Linked DNA regions of Homo sapiens: region 1 is linked to region 2. Evidence: chromatin loops called from intact Hi-C (ENCODE). Cell type or tissue: CD4-positive, alpha-beta T cell. All regions are shown on one strand. Links, peaks and the distances in the headings refer to the core of each region. The heading gives the core; the rest is flanking DNA. Region 1 has its middle 420 kb from the start of MIR297. Region 2 overlaps EGF (epidermal growth factor).

Evidence for each region. Hi-C counts contacts between places; a loop is a spot of excess contacts. Peaks named below come from ENCODE experiments on the same cell type or tissue, not always from the same donor. Only the 100,000 strongest peaks of a DNase experiment are listed, where the experiment ranks them.
Region 1: a loop joins it to region 2, with 23 times the contacts of the local background. A loop is called at or near these places in 8 of 110 quality-filtered maps.

The regions. Positions count from the first base shown.
Region 1 is chr4:111,279,160-111,287,505 of GRCh38, forward strand. No RefSeq gene overlaps it. Among named protein-coding and RNA genes, the nearest start is that of MIR297, 420 kb to the left of the region's middle. In CD4-positive, alpha-beta T cell, for the core only: a CTCF peak has its summit at 4,103 (motif pointing left); a DNase peak (open chromatin) is centred at 4,092.
Region 2 is chr4:109,995,475-110,003,820 of GRCh38, forward strand. EGF (epidermal growth factor) reads left to right here. Exons shown (of 24, transcript NM_001963.6): 21 at 4,205-4,372. Among named protein-coding and RNA genes, the nearest start is that of EGF, 87 kb to the left of the region's middle. In CD4-positive, alpha-beta T cell, for the core only: CTCF peaks have their summits at 3,490 (motif pointing right) and 3,693; a DNase peak (open chromatin) is centred at 3,517; H3K27me3 peaks cover 590 bases.

The DNA of each region.
Region 1 (8,346 bases), core at 131-8,130, 1.3 Mb after region 2:
TAGTCAGGGAGGGTGGGGGGAAAGGGAGATGGTTAATGGGTACAAAAGACAGTTAGAAAGAATAAGTAACACCTAGTAATTGCTAGCACAATGGAGTGACTATAATAAATAATAATTTAATTGTTCACTTAAAAATAAGTAAAATAATATAATTGGATTGTTTGAAACACAAAGGATAAATGCTTGAGGTGATAGATACCATGTTTACCCTGATGTGACTATTATGCATTGCATGCCTGTATCAAAATATCTCATGTAACCCATAAATATAGACACCTACTATGTATCTACACAAATTAAAAATTTAAAAGTAAAGGCTTCAATGTTTCTTATTTTTACTCATTAAATCAAAATAAAATTTGTAGAGCAATTATTGCCAACCCCCACCTTTTTAAAGAAAATGGAAGTTTTAAGTTGTTAATTAATTATAATTGCATATCTCTTTTAGTCCTTCTGCCACAGAAAATGAAATTTGATTTCTTGTACAGTATAAAGGTAGCCTCTCCACCCATATAATAGACCCTGTAACCACTAATCTTCCCTCAAAATCCTCTCCTATTTTTAACCTTTTCTATTGGCCCTGGTCCTTTTCATTAATATAATGGTGATCAGTCTCTTCTCTCACGTATTAAAGAAAAATGTCTTGCCTCAATCTGTTATTTCTCTCTACTTCTAGCTCTAAATTTCTCTGTCTGTTTGTGGGCATCAGAATAGTAGATGAGAACATCTGACTTATTAACTGTGGGATTTCAGACAAATTACTTAATCTTTAAAGGCCTTTATTACTTTATCAGTTTTATCATTGTAAAGTGATGATAATATTTATTATATAGATTTGTAATGATTCAATGGCTTAGTTACTACAGAGCACTTAGTCCAGAGCCTGGCACATGGTAAGCACTCAAAAGGCTTAACTGTATTATAATTATTATTAGAATACTAACTCACACATAAGCCTCCTGGAAATGAAATCTATACATGTTATCTCCAATTCTTCATTTCCTATTTATTCCTTAATTTAATCATCTTCATCTAAAGACTATACTAAAATTCTTCCTAAGTCAATGGCTTTCTAATTAAAATAATTTATTGAATATTTTTATATTCTCTTACTTGACCTTTCTACAGCATTGAGGTCAGTGACTGCTTCCTCCTTTGAAAAATTCTCGTCTGCTTTGGCTTCTAAAATACGAATCTTTTTTTTTATCTTCCTCTTGCTTTTCTAGTCACTTCACCATTCTGAGTCCTCTTTTCTCTACTTTCCCCTAAGAGTTTGAATACCCTAAAGATTCCTTCTTGAACCTTCACTTTGTTAACCTTGTATGCTCTCTTAACTTAGATATATTACCTCGACTCCTCCTATGCACTGAGGACTTCCAAATCTTTGGTATCTAAATTCTGTATGCCGTTGGCTACTAAACATTTCCACTTAGATGTCCTATTGCCATCTCAAATGCAATACAACCATAATTAATTTTAAATTTCCCTTTGTTTCCCCTGTTAAACCATCTTTAAAGTTGTATTTCCTTACGTATTGAGACACCAAGAAAGAAATCTGGGTAGCATTGTAGACATCTTGCTCATACCTCATTAGCAACCAAGTTCTTAGACCGCACTTTCTGCATATCTCCTTTTTAATCCATTCCTTTCTTTTCATCCTACTCATTGCCAGTGCCTCAGGCTTCTTTCATTAACCTTTTACAGTTTCTCTCAGCTTCTAGTTTCCCTGTCCTTCAGTCTACTTTCCATGCTTCTTACCCAGTGATCTTTTCACTAAATATCTTAAGTTATTTTCACATCACAGAGAAAAATCCTGAACATACTAAGCCTAGTGCACGAGGCCTTTTCTTCTGTAACCTCTCCGGCCACCATGCCCTACCCAGCTTCTCCAGTGTCTCTCTTTTCACTTCGGTTGTCTCTTGTTAGAGTACTGTTAGCCCCTTTACTTTCCACCTAGCTCTGTCTTGTAATTTTTCAATCTTAACTCAAGCATTTTCTTCTCTAAGAAGTCCTTCTAGAATCCTTTCAATGTGCAATTTACACGTCCCTCCTCTGCACTCTCGTAGTACCTTGTTCATTCTGCCGTTACCAAACTCAGCAATTATTTTCCAAGGTGAAACACCTATTTGCATTCTCCCATTAAGGTAATTCTTGAGGAAAGGTATCATGTTTAGAACTCCAGCATTAGTTCACAACCTGGCACGTCATAGCTACTCAATACTCTCTGGAAAGATGATGATTCACAAACAAGTTTGTTGCTTTACCTATTGCATCATATCGCCTGTACATGTGTAATGATTTATCAGAAATATTTATTATAAATGTTTTAGTATTATGTATACATTAAATAGTTCTAAAAGGTATTCAAACATTGACTTGAGAGTTCTATCCCTCTATTACTATTAACCTGCTATGTATCCATATCTATCTTACCGAAATTCATTGAGCCTCTTTTTTTTTTTTTTTTTTTTGAGATGGAGTCTCGCTCTGTCGCCCAGGCTGGAGTGCAGTGGCGTGATCTTGGCTCACCACAACCTCCGCCTCCTGAGTTCAAGCGATTCTCCTGCCTCAGCCTCCCAAGTAGCTGGGACTACAGGAACCTCATGTATTATGCTGTTAAACAAGAGGATTAGACTACTTTTTAGTTACTTTATACATTCTAAACTTTTAAATTTCTGACAGATTTTATCTTATTTTTTGATTAATACCTTTTGGAGGTAATTCTAAATAATATAAAGATATATGAAATAATATAAGGATGCTTTTTGGCTTTGGCATGTTACATTATTTTCACATTTATTTTGTTTACCTTTTCTTTTCCATTTACCAGTACCTTAGTGTCATTTTCCAATCTAAAAATATAGAGCCTTATTTATATGTGATAGCAACATCATAAATAGCTTGATGTATTGAAAACACTAAACTAAACATGTTACAGAAGAAGCTGGTGCCTTTCATTGGTATTATCTCCTTCAAGATGACAGGCAATCTCAGGAGGCCAGAGAATTCTTAGTTGTATGAGTTTGTGACTAATAGGTGGTTTGATGTGACAAGAGCTGGCCGTCTTGGGAAATTGAACTATCTTTATGCTCAATACCCTTTGTGTCTCATTCTTTGTAGGTTATTGTTGGAGGCCTTTGGGGACCTCTTTTACAGTTTGCATTCACAGAAAATATGAGATCAGCAAGAACTCTGTAGTTTTACTGTCATTATTGATCTGCTGCCATTCCATTCTGTAGCTAATTTGCTTGTTAGCAGTTATTCTAAAAGCTATTTATATTTTCAGTATAACCTATGCTGCATACTGGGCTTTATATTTTTCTGGATTAAGATAAAATAATACAACTTACCACCAAAAGACTGTGCTTTAGGCTAAATATTTTCTGATTTTCCATTTACAAATAAGAGTTTAAAAATCAAAAACATATTACTGTGAATGTGATCTCTTTGATAAACACCATATAAGTTCAGACACATTAAGGGAAAAACAATGACCATATTCATGAGAAAATATCATTTGTAAAAAATCTTTTAGCCTATAAATTTATATACAAATTACAAGAAGAGTGATGTATTAGGAATTCATGAACACTGTTTCTAAAGTTGGGATTTATTTGAAGTTGAACACTCAATAAATGTGTGGGCTGATTGACTGATTCTCTGTTCTGAAGGTAACCATAATACACCCTTGTTATTCATGCCAATTGTTGAAGGTAAAAAGCCTCTTTCTGCCTCTCTGGAACAGGAGGTGTGTGTCCCCTTTCTGAGGTCAATTTCTGACACATGTATTCATCCGAAATGAATTTCTAGTGAGCTGGATGTGCATATGTGTGTAGCACCCATGAGCACAACACCTAAATAGGGAAAATCCCTGGGAAAAACTAATACAAAACAAGCAATAAAAAACAAAAACAGCAGGCTTACATAAGATATATTTATCTCAATTTAAATATGTAAAGTGAATGAAATATATATTTGATTTATTTTAATCATATACCTGAGCTATGGAAAGCAAAATATCCTCATTCCAAATTTTGAAGAAACTGCAATCCAAATACAAGCACTTGAGCTGATGTTAATGCTGCCGCCTGGTGGTGGGGTAGGGATATGCAGCGTTTTCAATGAGAAAGAGCCTTGGATTTTCATACTCAGCCAAGGAGTTGCCGCGGCATAAGAAAATGTAACTGAAAACTGCATAAAATTCAGAGCATCAAGCGGCTGCAAAGACACTGAAAAGGAGGGCTAGAAAATATATGGCCAGTGTACTAAAAAGGAAAATTATAACAGATTATGGTGACGGAAAAAGTTCTCCAATGAGAATTTATACCCCCACATTCTTTGATTTTACACTACCACATGGTTCCAAATTAAAACATGTACAAAAATACTCAAGAAATGGTCTCTGGATAGTGATGCCCGGCAGAAGCAAAGTAAAATTGTTCTGGAAATGTCTTACATAATTTAGGATAGATATAAAAGATTTCCTTAAAAAAATGGAGACATTATGAAAAAGATTTGGGTGGAGAGAGGAAACAGAACTTCTAGAAATAAAACATGTTACTCAGTGACATAGAAATACTAATGAAAATGCTTAACAAGGGATCAGAACCATCTGAAGAATGAATTAGGAAAACGAATGAGTGATTTGAGAAGGCAACTGACATTGTAGCAAAGAGAGATAAAGGGAAAGTTTAAAAGGGAGTATAGAAGAAAAGGGGGATAAAATAATACTGATACTAGTGGTACAAAAAAGATAGTACACGTAATACTGCTAGTATCAGAGAACAGAAAAAACAGCAATAAAAGGGAAGAGACAATATTTGAAAATGACTGTTAACTTTCCAAAATTTACTAAAGACATTGGATTCATCAGTCATCGATTCAAAAAGGACAATAAGACTAGTATTGGATAGATATAAGTAAATCCCCATCTGTGACATACATGTTTGCAGAACATTAAAAACAAATAGGTTTTTAAAGGGAACAGAAGAAAGAGAGATAAACTACAAAGGGATGACAATTAGAATAGCAGCAGAATTCTCAGCAGCAAAACAACACTGAAAAATTTTAATAATAATCGGATTTTCCAAGTGCTAAAAAGGGAAACAACTCTTAGCATACTCAGCCAATCTGAACTATTATTCAAGAGTAAGAGCAAAATAAAATTATTTTGAATCTGGGAAAAAGAGAACATACTACTCTCCAACATTTATTAGAAGTAAAACTAAAAGGTATACCTCAGGAGGGAGAAAACTCCTAGAAAGAAGGAGCAGGATATGAAAAGCCTTCGTGAGTAATAAAACTGATGAAACTTGAGATTTATATAAATAGATATTGATTATCTAAAGCAATAACAACCAATACTATAAAATATTAAAGTGTAAAATGGGTGGTTTATTGTGAATAGGGCACTTAGGGCCTTTGTGTTATTCAGGAGAAGAGAAATAGCATTGCTCAAACCTTTGCTTCGTTGAGTCAAGTGTGCATGTTAAAAATATAGGGAAATGTCTAAAAATTAAAAATACAAGTAGAGTAAAAGGATGTAAGAATACTTTATTAATTAAATGGAAAGTCGTGATGGAGTAGAAGATTAAAAAAGATTTGTGCATTAATAAAAAAGCTTATTAATTAGAAAGCATAAAATCACATGGTGGGATTTTTTCCAAATTTATCAATAATCATAATTGTGAACATAATGGATATTTTATTTTAAAAAGTGAATGTCAGGTGGAAGGGAAAAAGTCTCATCCAGTTATGTAATATAAAGTGCTGATGATGATAAGAAGAAAAAATACAATAAGCAAATTTTAACTGACAAAAAGCTGATACAGCTTCATAGAATGATAATATCATTCTCTTATTGGAAAGAGCTTTCCCTTTTCCCTGTGTATTTATTTATGAGCAGAAAAACCTTAGGAACAAGTCTTATATTCGTATGTACATACATACATATACATATACATATATATGTGTCTGTAAATATATATTACAAAAATTATGAAACTTTGTTTTAAGATATTAAAAAAGTCTTCTTATTCTATAAACAAAACTCAATGTTCAATTCCAGGAAGATGAATGATTTAACTATCAAAAGAATAACTTTAAAACTTTGGGCACAAACTATAGGCAATATCTTTATCAATCTACTATAAAACAATAGTAATTAAGGTAATATGATATTGGCATAGGCATAGACAAAAACTTAGTAAAACAGAGCCTTGAAACTAACTCATGTGCATATGTGAACATGATACATGGCAGAGGTGATATTACAAATAAGTGGAGAATAGATTCAATGAATGATACGTCAGTTAATCACGAGAAAGATAAAACCACATAACTAAATCACATGCTATTCAGAAAATTAATTTCAAATGGACAAAATACCTAAACAAAAACCAAAATTTTTAAAGTAGTTAGAAGAACCATAGACAAATATGATTAAGTCTTCAGAGTACAAAACAATTTCTTATAAAAATACAAACTAAAAGAAAAATGTAATGAAGATTGCTGCTGCCTAATTAAAACCATTCATAGAAAAGCAGTTAACTTAAACAAAATGAAAATCTGTGGACTGATGTGATATTTGCATCCCATATAAAATAAGAAAGAATTAATATCCAGAATAGACACAGAACTTCTACAAATCGCTAGGGTTGAACAACTCATAGAAAATATGAGGAGAATATAAACAGGAAATTCAGAGAGGAGAAAATCAGATGGACAGAAAGATAAAATATATTACCAACCTTAACAGTAACTAAATCAATTAAGATTAAAATAATCACAACGTATAATTTCACTACTCAGATAAAAAATACTAAGTCTGCTAACACCAAGTCTTGACAATGTGGGAAAATGAGAACACCTACAGAGCTTAAATTATTAGAATGACTTTGGAGAGCAATTAGGCAAAATGTGAATAGTCAATAAGCCTTAAGCTGTGTGTGTGTGTGTGTGTGTGTGTGTGTGTGTGTGCACGCGCGCGCACAGAAAAAAGTATTTTCAATCTGGGTGCAGTGGCTCATGCCAGTAGCTACTCAGGAGGCTGAGGCAGAAGGATTGCCTGAATCCAGGAGTTTGAGGCCAGGCTGGGCAACATAGTGAGACCCCATCTCCGAAAATAAAAAGAAAATACGTGTTTTCATGTACACATTTTGTGATATATGAATTATATATGTAAACTAAGTTGTATGCTTGATAAGGAGCTGCCACTGTGATTATTTTTTTAGAAAGTGGAATGTACCTTTAAAAAATGCTTTGGGTTGGCTGGGCGTGGTGGCTCACGCCTGTAATCCCAGCACTTTGGGAGGCTGAGGCAGGTGGATCACGAGGTCAGGAGATCGAGACCATCCTGGCTAACACGGTGATACTCTGTCTCCACTAAAAATACAAAAAAAAAAAAAAAAAAGAAAGAAATTAGCTGGGCCTGGGGGCTGGTGCCTGTAGTCCCAGCTACTCGGGAGGCTGAGGCAGGACAATGGCGTGAACCCGGGAGGTGGAGCTTGCAGTGAGTAGAGATCGCGCCACTGCACTCCAGCCTGGGCGAAAGAATGAGACTCCGTCTGAAAAAAAAAAAAAAAAAAAAATGCTTTGGGTAAGTACTTACAATTGCTGGAAAAAAGCATTTGCATAATTAAGGTGATCATTTTATAACAGAGACTACACTAAATCAGGCTTAGTTACAAAGTTTAGTAAATTCCAACAACTGTATGAATAGTTTTAAAAAGGTTGTTACACATACAGGAATTGTATAGTTTAACAAATATATCAGTGGGTGTTTTTTTTTTTTTTAAATCCATGCAATAAAGGTTGCTGACTTTGTATACACTACCATCCAAAATAATCCACTCACAAATAAACGCGCTCCGGCTTGAATACACTTCTGTCTCTATATCAGTTCTTTCCCCTTCTCATATGTAAGAGGAGTACATTTTATTTCTTTTTCCAAATGCTAGCTTTGATCTTTGTCATTTGGATTCCAAGATGGAGAGGGATTATAGAGGGTTCCTAAACCTTGTTTGTTTCAGGAAACTTTCTCTTTCCACTGAGCTTCCAAATATGTTCAGTTCACTGTCTAGAAGGATAAAAAGGAATACAAACCTCACTTATATTTACTGATCACTTTGAAAACTATTCTATTTCTTTCATTCATTTCTCTTCCAAACTAGGGAGGAGTTAATTTTAAAAAGGACTAAGAGTTTTAATAAAATACAAGATAAAATTTAGCAAACAATATTAAAAAATGCTAATTAGGTTATATTAAATCTAATATAGATTAACGTAAAATGTAAAAATTTCCTTTGATAGTACCTGAAAATGCTGAGATATATTATACAGTGGGTC
Region 2 (8,346 bases), core at 193-8,192:
GTAACGTGTCAACCTGGAAAGGAGATTTGAGGAAGCCCTAAAACTATGAGACATTCCCACTGTGCTCACTCCGAAAACCTTTCCTGTGGACCCTTTAACAAAACCCAAACCCACAATAGCCAGTTCTGCCTCAAATTTTACTTTTAATTCATTTCATATTTTCAAGGCAATAGGAGGAAACTGATAGATACCAAAAAACTAATACGTCTCCCAGGGTCAGGCTCCTGATCCATTGATAATTTTCTCTGTGCCTGAGGGAGGGGTGATGAAATAGTCTGATCCTCACAAATAGCTACTATAACCTTAAAGTCTTCTCTTATTTCATCAGTAATAATGAACAGAATAACTAAATTTGTGGAAGAGTAAGCTATATTCTGTGACAAAGTGTATGGCCTTGCACTAGAAATCATGTCCGCATGACAAAAATAGTGAAAAATTGCTCATGAATACTAGTAAAAATGACTCAGTCCTTATAGAATTCTGTTTTCATATTCATATTTACATGCTATAATTTCCTAACCTATGATAAATTGGGTATTTGCAATAGTTATTGCTAGTTTTAATGTTAAGAATCTAATTGGTTTTGCCTGTTCATTGTTTCTGATCATCCCAAATAATGAAATTACAAAAATAAATGTCCGAATGTATTAGGTCATGGTTGTTTTCCTCCATGATACTTTAGACTATAAAAATCATTATAATAATATAAAGGGTACTACAGGGTTACATACTGCATTTAGAACAATGTTTTCATTTGGATCTGATAACATCCATTTATTAAATGATTGATGAACTCTTTAACACACTGCTTTTCTTTCTGTCATTAAATCCTGATGAAAATATCATATTTCTCTGATAATGTTTTAAACATGAGTTGCTACAAATGACAAACTGGAGATAAGACTCAAATTGAAGGACCTTGAACCTAAAGCAATATTTAAAATATTACCAGAGTTCACAGTAATCTGGATCATAACCTTGTTTTTAAATTGTATATTTAATAAAAATGTGGTTTAATTAACTATTCAACCCTTGCCTCCTCCTGCCCTGATGACCTCACCTTATCTTTTATTAATTCCTTAATAACAAGTCTCTAGGAAGTGCTTTACCCATCCAACTTTTATTAGAAACACTTCCTAGGCAGGTGTCATTCTGTACAGAGTGCTCTTCATGCTGTAAGCAGGTTTTGGAAGAGCCAGCTCTTTCTTCCTTTCTTAGAGGAACTGGAAGTTCCCCTCAGCCACAAGAAACCACAGGGTGCCCCCGGGGTGATGCAGAGGAAGTGAGAGTTGGGAGTCTCCATGCCCAAGGTATTCCTCGAAGATTTCCTGGTTTGGAGATGCTCAGGAGGCTCCAAACCTTCTGGGCTCAGAGGAGGTCCTCGTTCATTCTGTCTTTCAGCCAAACACCCTTCTGAACAGGTCTTCTTTAGACCAAGACCCCCCAACATCAGTCCTGTGAAATGCTTTTTAAAAACAGGCTGTATGGTCAAATCACGTTGAGAGATGCATCATACTCTACCCTCAATTTTTTTTTTTCAGGAGACCATCGTCTTATTATTACTCAAATTGGTTTCCCTGAGCATTCGGGGAGCAGAGTTTTTAAGGACAGCTTGGTGGGTTAGGGGAAGCCAGTGAGCCAGGAGTGCTGATGGGTCAGGGATGAAATCACAGAGAGTTGAAGCTGTCTTCTTGCGCTGAGTCAGTTCCTGGGTGGGGGCCATAACTTCAGATGAGCCAGTTAATTGATCCGGGTGGTGTCAGCTGATCCATCAAGTGCAGGGTCTACAGAATATCTCAAGCATTGATCTTAGGAGCAGTATAGGGAGGTTCAGAATCTTGTAGCCTCCAGCTGCGTAACTCCCAAACCATAATTTCTAATCTTCTGTCTAGCCCTCAATTCTTGATTCATAGTATATACCACAACACATTAAAAAGTCTTGTTTACCAGCCCGGGTAACATGGTGAGACTCCATCTCTACCAAATTTTTTTTTTCTTTTTTTTTGTGATGGAGTCTCGCTCTGTCGCCCAGGCTGGAGTGCAGTGGCGCAATCTCAGCTCACTGCAAGCTCCGCCTCCCGGATTCACGCCATTCTCCTGCCTCAGCCTCCAGACTAGCTGGGACTACAGGCACCTGCCACCATTTTTTATATTTTTAGTAGAGATGGGGTTTCACCGTGTTAGCCAGGATGGTCTCCATCTCCTGACCTCGTGATCCGCCCGCCTGGGCCTCCCAAAGTTAGCCAGGTATGGTGGTACACATCTGTATTTCCAGCTACTTGGGAGGCTGAGGTGGGAGAATCGCTTGAGCCCAGGAAGCTGAGATTGCAATGAGTTGTGATGGCACCACTGCACTCCAGCCTGGGAGACAGAGTGAGACCCTGTCCATAAAAAAATAAAATAAAATAAAATAAGCCTTGTTTATCTGTATTGAGTCTAGAATGTCTCAAAATTATTTGGCTATGGAAAGGCAAACTTATTTGGCCACAGAATCTTTTGTTTGGTTTAACAGAAGAACTAATTCATAACCAAAGAACTAGTATCCTGTGTCCTCCTCCCACCCTGGAAAATGCTGAATGACTATTCTGGGCCTTATAAGACTCAGTGAGGCTCTACTATTGCAGCTGACTTGGATCTCCAGGACTCTTGGCTAAGGGACTGACATATTCCTCAAGACCCCAGACTTTCTGAAAGGATCAGAGGTGTGGCCCATTAACATCCAACAGTTTAAAAGTGGTGCTGCTAGGCATTGATAGTAAATGGCTGTAACCAAAGATAGCTAGAATTAAAACAGCATCCAAGAAAGCCTGCAAGAATGATGGTCCTTTATGCTTTTGCACTCAGATCCTGATATCTCTTGCATGGTTAGTTCCAGAAGATAGCTTTTCAGAGGTGAATAGAGCATAAAACTCTTTTTGGAAGCAGCATGGTATAGTGGAAAGAACATAGGCTTTGAAATCAGAGAACCATTGGAGTCAAACCTGTCACTCATAGCTGTGTGACGTTGTACAAACTCCTTGAGCCTCAGTTTCCTTATCCATAATACAGGAATATGCCACCAAAAATAAAATAAGTAAAAGTGCCTAGCAGGATGTCAAACACACAAGATGGTTAACAAGTACTAATCCATTTCCCTCCTTCCTCTGTGAGTGAGTTGCCCAGTCCCTCTGACCAGCTAAAGGTAGAGACAGGCCTAGAGCCCAGATCTTCTGGAGCTTTGTCCAGTGTTTTTTCCATGCTGCCTCTTCTCACTATGGGCACTGGTGTCAGTTCTCTGTATTTTTATTCCGTTAAGTCCTTTTGGAATAAAGTGGGGACATGGATGAATAAATAGTTGATCCAGGGACCAAAGGGAGGAATTTTTAATAAGTGGGCATTACAGAGTGTTTAATAGGATGTTTTTCAAAGTTGATGCTTTTGCAAAGGATAATAGAATACAGATGTTTACCTGAGATCTTAATTGTTTCTAGAAATGCACATTCCCAGTAGATGGCAGCATTGCTTCATTTACTTCAAAAAAGTTCAGCAGTTCACTCTAGTGACAGTTTCACTAATGGGACAGCAGGGTGTTTGTAGGTGAACGTCCCTTTTTCCTCCATATAGCTTTTTCTCTCATTGAAGAAAATAGGCAAATGCCTGTATGTATGTTGTACTGGGTCTTCCCTTGCACTAGTAGTGATTTTTTTTTTTAAAGGAAAAAAGTTTTCTCTGCAGACTAGGTTATGTGTTCTGTTTAGAAACTGTACACATTCTTCTTTTATAGCCTGGTTTCAAGTGAGGAACTCTGCCTTCAAATTCTCCTTTCCTTTCACCTATACTCATTGCAATCTGGCCAAACATTTGTTTCCAAAACTCCCTTGGCTCTTAGGGCAGAGTTGCTTTGTGTTGGTTTTAAAAGGTGGCTCCTCAGGATTTTAGCCTAACAGAAACTGATCTTTAATCAATGTCCTGTAATGCCTTATAGAGGCAGTATGCAAATAATCCCCCATAAATCCCAGAGCAAACAGACGAAAGGGAGAAGTCCATGCTGCATTAACTTGTAAATCATAGCGCTTTCAACTGACCCCTGATGGATTTTCTATATGTTTCTAAAGAGCTGAGTCTGGAAATGCAGAGGTTGAGAGACAGCTGAATACTGAGTGTCAAAACTATCAGCGTTTTTGGCCAGGCATCTCTGATGACCTCTGTTTGTGTGTTGTCACAGCTGTGTTGTTGGCTACATCGGGGAGCGATGTCAGTACCGAGACCTGAAGTGGTGGGAACTGCGCCACGCTGGCCACGGGCAGCAGCAGAAGGTCATCGTGGTGGCTGTCTGCGTGGTGGTGCTTGTCATGCTGCTCCTCCTGAGCCTGTGGGGGGCCCACTACTACAGGTGACCCTGTCTTTCCTTTGGTACTGGAAACCTCTTTCTAAGACCTCCCAGGGGAATGCCTGTCTCCTTGAGATGAGATGTATGAAATAGTACCTCTACATACTACATTTAAAACGTGAAATAGGCTGGGTGCAGTGACCCATGCCTGCAATCCCAGCACTTTGGGAGGCCGAGGCAGGCAGATCACTTGAGGTCAGAAGTTCGAGACCAGCCTGGCCAACATGGTGAAACCCCGTCTCCACTAAAAAGGCAAAAAGTAACAGGCGTAGTGATGCACACCAGTAATCTCAGCTACTCGGGAGGCTGAGGCATGAGAATTACTTGAACTTGGGAGGCAGGGGTTGCAGTGAGCCAAGATCATGCCACTCCACTCCAGCATGGGCGATAGAGCGAGACTCCGTGTCAAAAAAAAAAAAAAAAAAAAGGTGAAATAACAGTACAATTTTTACTGTTAGCTCAGGATTTCATTGCTCTGAAACATCAGTGCTTTTACGTTTTCCTTGTTCCATTCCAGTCATTGTCCATACACCTTCATAGTATATGTGTTATTTATCAATCACAATATGGTTTTGCGTTCCACTCTCTTTGTTTAATATTATATGCTCCCCCCATAGCCTGCATAACTATAATTTTTCATTGCTGCCTTCCATTGAGTTGATTTTCCACAAAATATTAACTGTCATAAAAGAAAATCAATATCTTCCCTAATTTGGAAGGAAATTTCTGGTCCTCAGATTTTGTGCTTTTAATAATTTCAAGTTAACAATTAAAAACTGTAGACAATAACATTTATACATTTAATTCTTTAAAACTAACACTACATTAGGGTGCAGGCACAGGCATCACACTGCTCATTTTCTGTTTTCTTAGAAAGTAGGACAGCTTCCTCTATTATCATCAATATTGAAAAGCATTTTATGTACGGTTATAGTTTGTGTTGTACAAAATCAGTGAGTCATAAAACTTTAGGGCTGAAGGGGACTTTATGGAATTATCTAGTTCAATCTTATCATTTCATGGCTGGAGGACCTAAGACCCACTTGACTAATAGGTCCCAATTCTCTGAGATGTACAAAATATCTGCCACCATCTGTAGATAAAAATTTAACCACATTTATGGGTACTACACAACCACTCAAGTGGCAACTGTCTTGTGTTCTGGAAAATTCAACATATCAGCCAAGATGTACTTATCAGAGATCCTGCTATAGCCTAGTGTAGTGGTTAAGAGCACAGGCTCTGGAATCAGATTATACAGGTTCAAATCCAAGTTAGTGTCTAAATAACACCAGACATGTGTCCTAACCTCTGTATTCATTAATTTCCTTTACTATAAAGTAGGAACAAGAATAGTACTTATCTCAAGGGTTATTGTGAGATTAATTGGGTTAACCTAAGTAAAGGCTTTAGTGTAAGTCTGGCATATAGGAATTAATAAATGCTATCTGTTATTTTGATTTTTTATGAACTGTAACCTTCCCCCAAAAGAGTCATATGCTCTAAGCCCTTTTCTACCACCTCTTGAGAGACAAGATTCTTAGGCACAAACTTGACATTTTAATTCAGTAGTCCATCAATAACATTGTAATTTTTAGCCTGGTGTGTAATCAATATCTTGGATATGTGTAGAAAGAATATTGAATGATCAATGGTTCATCCCATTGGATCATTGCCAAAGGGCAGGAAAAAAAAATGGAAACTAGAAACTTAAGTTCATGCGTGCCATAATTATTAAGTGTTTTTTCCTATTTGTTGTGTTATGATATAGTATGTCTTATGTTCTGTTGGCATTTTTCAGAGATCTGGATTGAAAGCTAACGGCAAATTGCTGGCTTTTTAAACTTGGAATTCAAAGACCAGCTCAGCTGAAAGATGACTATAGACTTTACATACATATAAGAGTATCTTCAACCTCAGACTCTCATACTCCAAAAATCAGAAGTGAAAGGACTATTCCTTCAAAAAGAAAGCTCATCAGAACCCTTTCTTTTTCTCTTCACTGAAATGCATCCAGAGTTGTACAATTCTTCCTGAGTGAATCTATGGTTATTTACCTAACAATTCTGATCAGTGTACCTGCTTACCTCTCCGCAAAGTTTCAGCTATGTGCATAACTACGTTTGCACTATAGATCAATTCTGACAAGATCAAATTAAAACTGCTAGTCTAAATGTTGCCATGTCATACTCAACTGTACCAACAAATACAGCTCTAACATTGAGTTTTTAAGTTAGACATGCTAACTGTTTTTCTTTAAAGGGTTAAAATCAGTTATTTCCTCCCTTATACCATTCCTTGCCTGTCTTGTCTAGCTTGTTTGATACCGTTTGTCTTCTGTGTCTCTCAAAGGATTAATTGTTTGTGTGCTGGGTGTGGTGGCTCGTGTCTATAATCCCAGCATTTTGGGAGGCCAAGACAGGCAGATTGCTTGAGCCCAGGAGTTCAAACCAACCTGGGCACCATGGCAAAACCCTGCCTCTACTAAAATTACAAAAAATTACCCAGGCATGGTGGCACACAGCTATAGTACCACCTACTTGGGAGGCTAAGGTGGGAGGATCGCTTGAGCCAGGGAGGCAGTGATTACAGTAAGCCGTGATTGCACCACTGCTCTCCAGCCTGGGTGACAAAGCGAGATTCTGTCTCAAAAACAAAACAAAACAAAAAAGACTAATGTTTGTGAAACTAAATAAATTTTTCAAGTATTCTAATCTTATTAGTTTAAAACATGTGATTTCTTGGAAGGACTCCCTTGTAAGAAAATCAACAGGAAGTATTTCATCACAAAGTATAACTTTGTTTTTTTGTGGGTTTTTTTTTAACTTTTATTTTAGGTTCAGGGGTATATGTAAAGGTTTGTTACACAGGTAAACTTGTGTCACTGGGGTTTGTTGTACAGATTATTTCATCACCCAGGTATTAAGCCCAGTACCCAACGGTTATGTTTTCTGCTCCTGTTCCTCCTCCCACCCTCCACCCTCAGGTAGCCCCCAGTGTCTGTTGTTCCTTTCTTTGTGTTCCTGAGTTCCCATCATTTAGCTCCCACTTAGAAGTTAGAATATGTGATATTTGGTTTTCTGTTCCTGTGTTAGTTTGCTAAGAATAATAGCCTCCAGCTCCATCCATGTTCCTACAAAAGACATGATCTCATTCCTTTTTATGGTTGCATAGTATTCCATGGTGTGTATGTGCCATATTTTCTTTATCCAGTCTGTCATTGATGGGCATTTAGGTTGATTCCGTGTCTTTGCCATTGCGAACAGTGCTGCTGTGATCATTGACATCCATGTGTCTTTATGGTAGAATGATTTATATTCCTCTGGGTATATACCCAGTAATGGAATTGCTGGGTCAAATGGTAGTTCTGCAGTTAACTCTTTGAAGCATCACCGTACCGCTTTCCATAATGATTGAAATAATTTCCTCTCTCTCCAACAGTGTATAAGTGTTTCCTTTTCTCCAAAATTTCATGAGCATCTTTTTTTTCTTGACTTTTTATTAATAGCCATTCTGACTGGTACAAATTATAACGTTGTACCTTTGCAACTTTGGAATTGTTTATATTAGCCACTTGTTTCAATTTTTTTCCTTGAAGCCTTTGATTAAAACACATAATAACCCACACCATCTCTTGGTACTGTCTGTGATGCCAGATTCACAGCAGCCCCTCCTATCCTTATCACTCTTCCTGGAACGTCCAGGTAGGGCTTTTGACAGAGGGTTGCATTCCTAGAGGCAATTAAGCTGCCTATCTGCCCCAGGACAGTGGCGTTATTGTGGAGTCTCACAGATGCACTGCTCTAGGGGCTACTGCTTTGAGGATGGGGATCCATCTCCATGCTAAATCTCCCCACCCCCACCCCTAGTGAATGACGCCGTGTATAGACTTAGCGTTGAATGTCAAACAAGACAGTACTCTAAAAAACTGGATTTGGAAGCAAGATACCTAGTGTATTTCCTGGCTTAGCCACTAT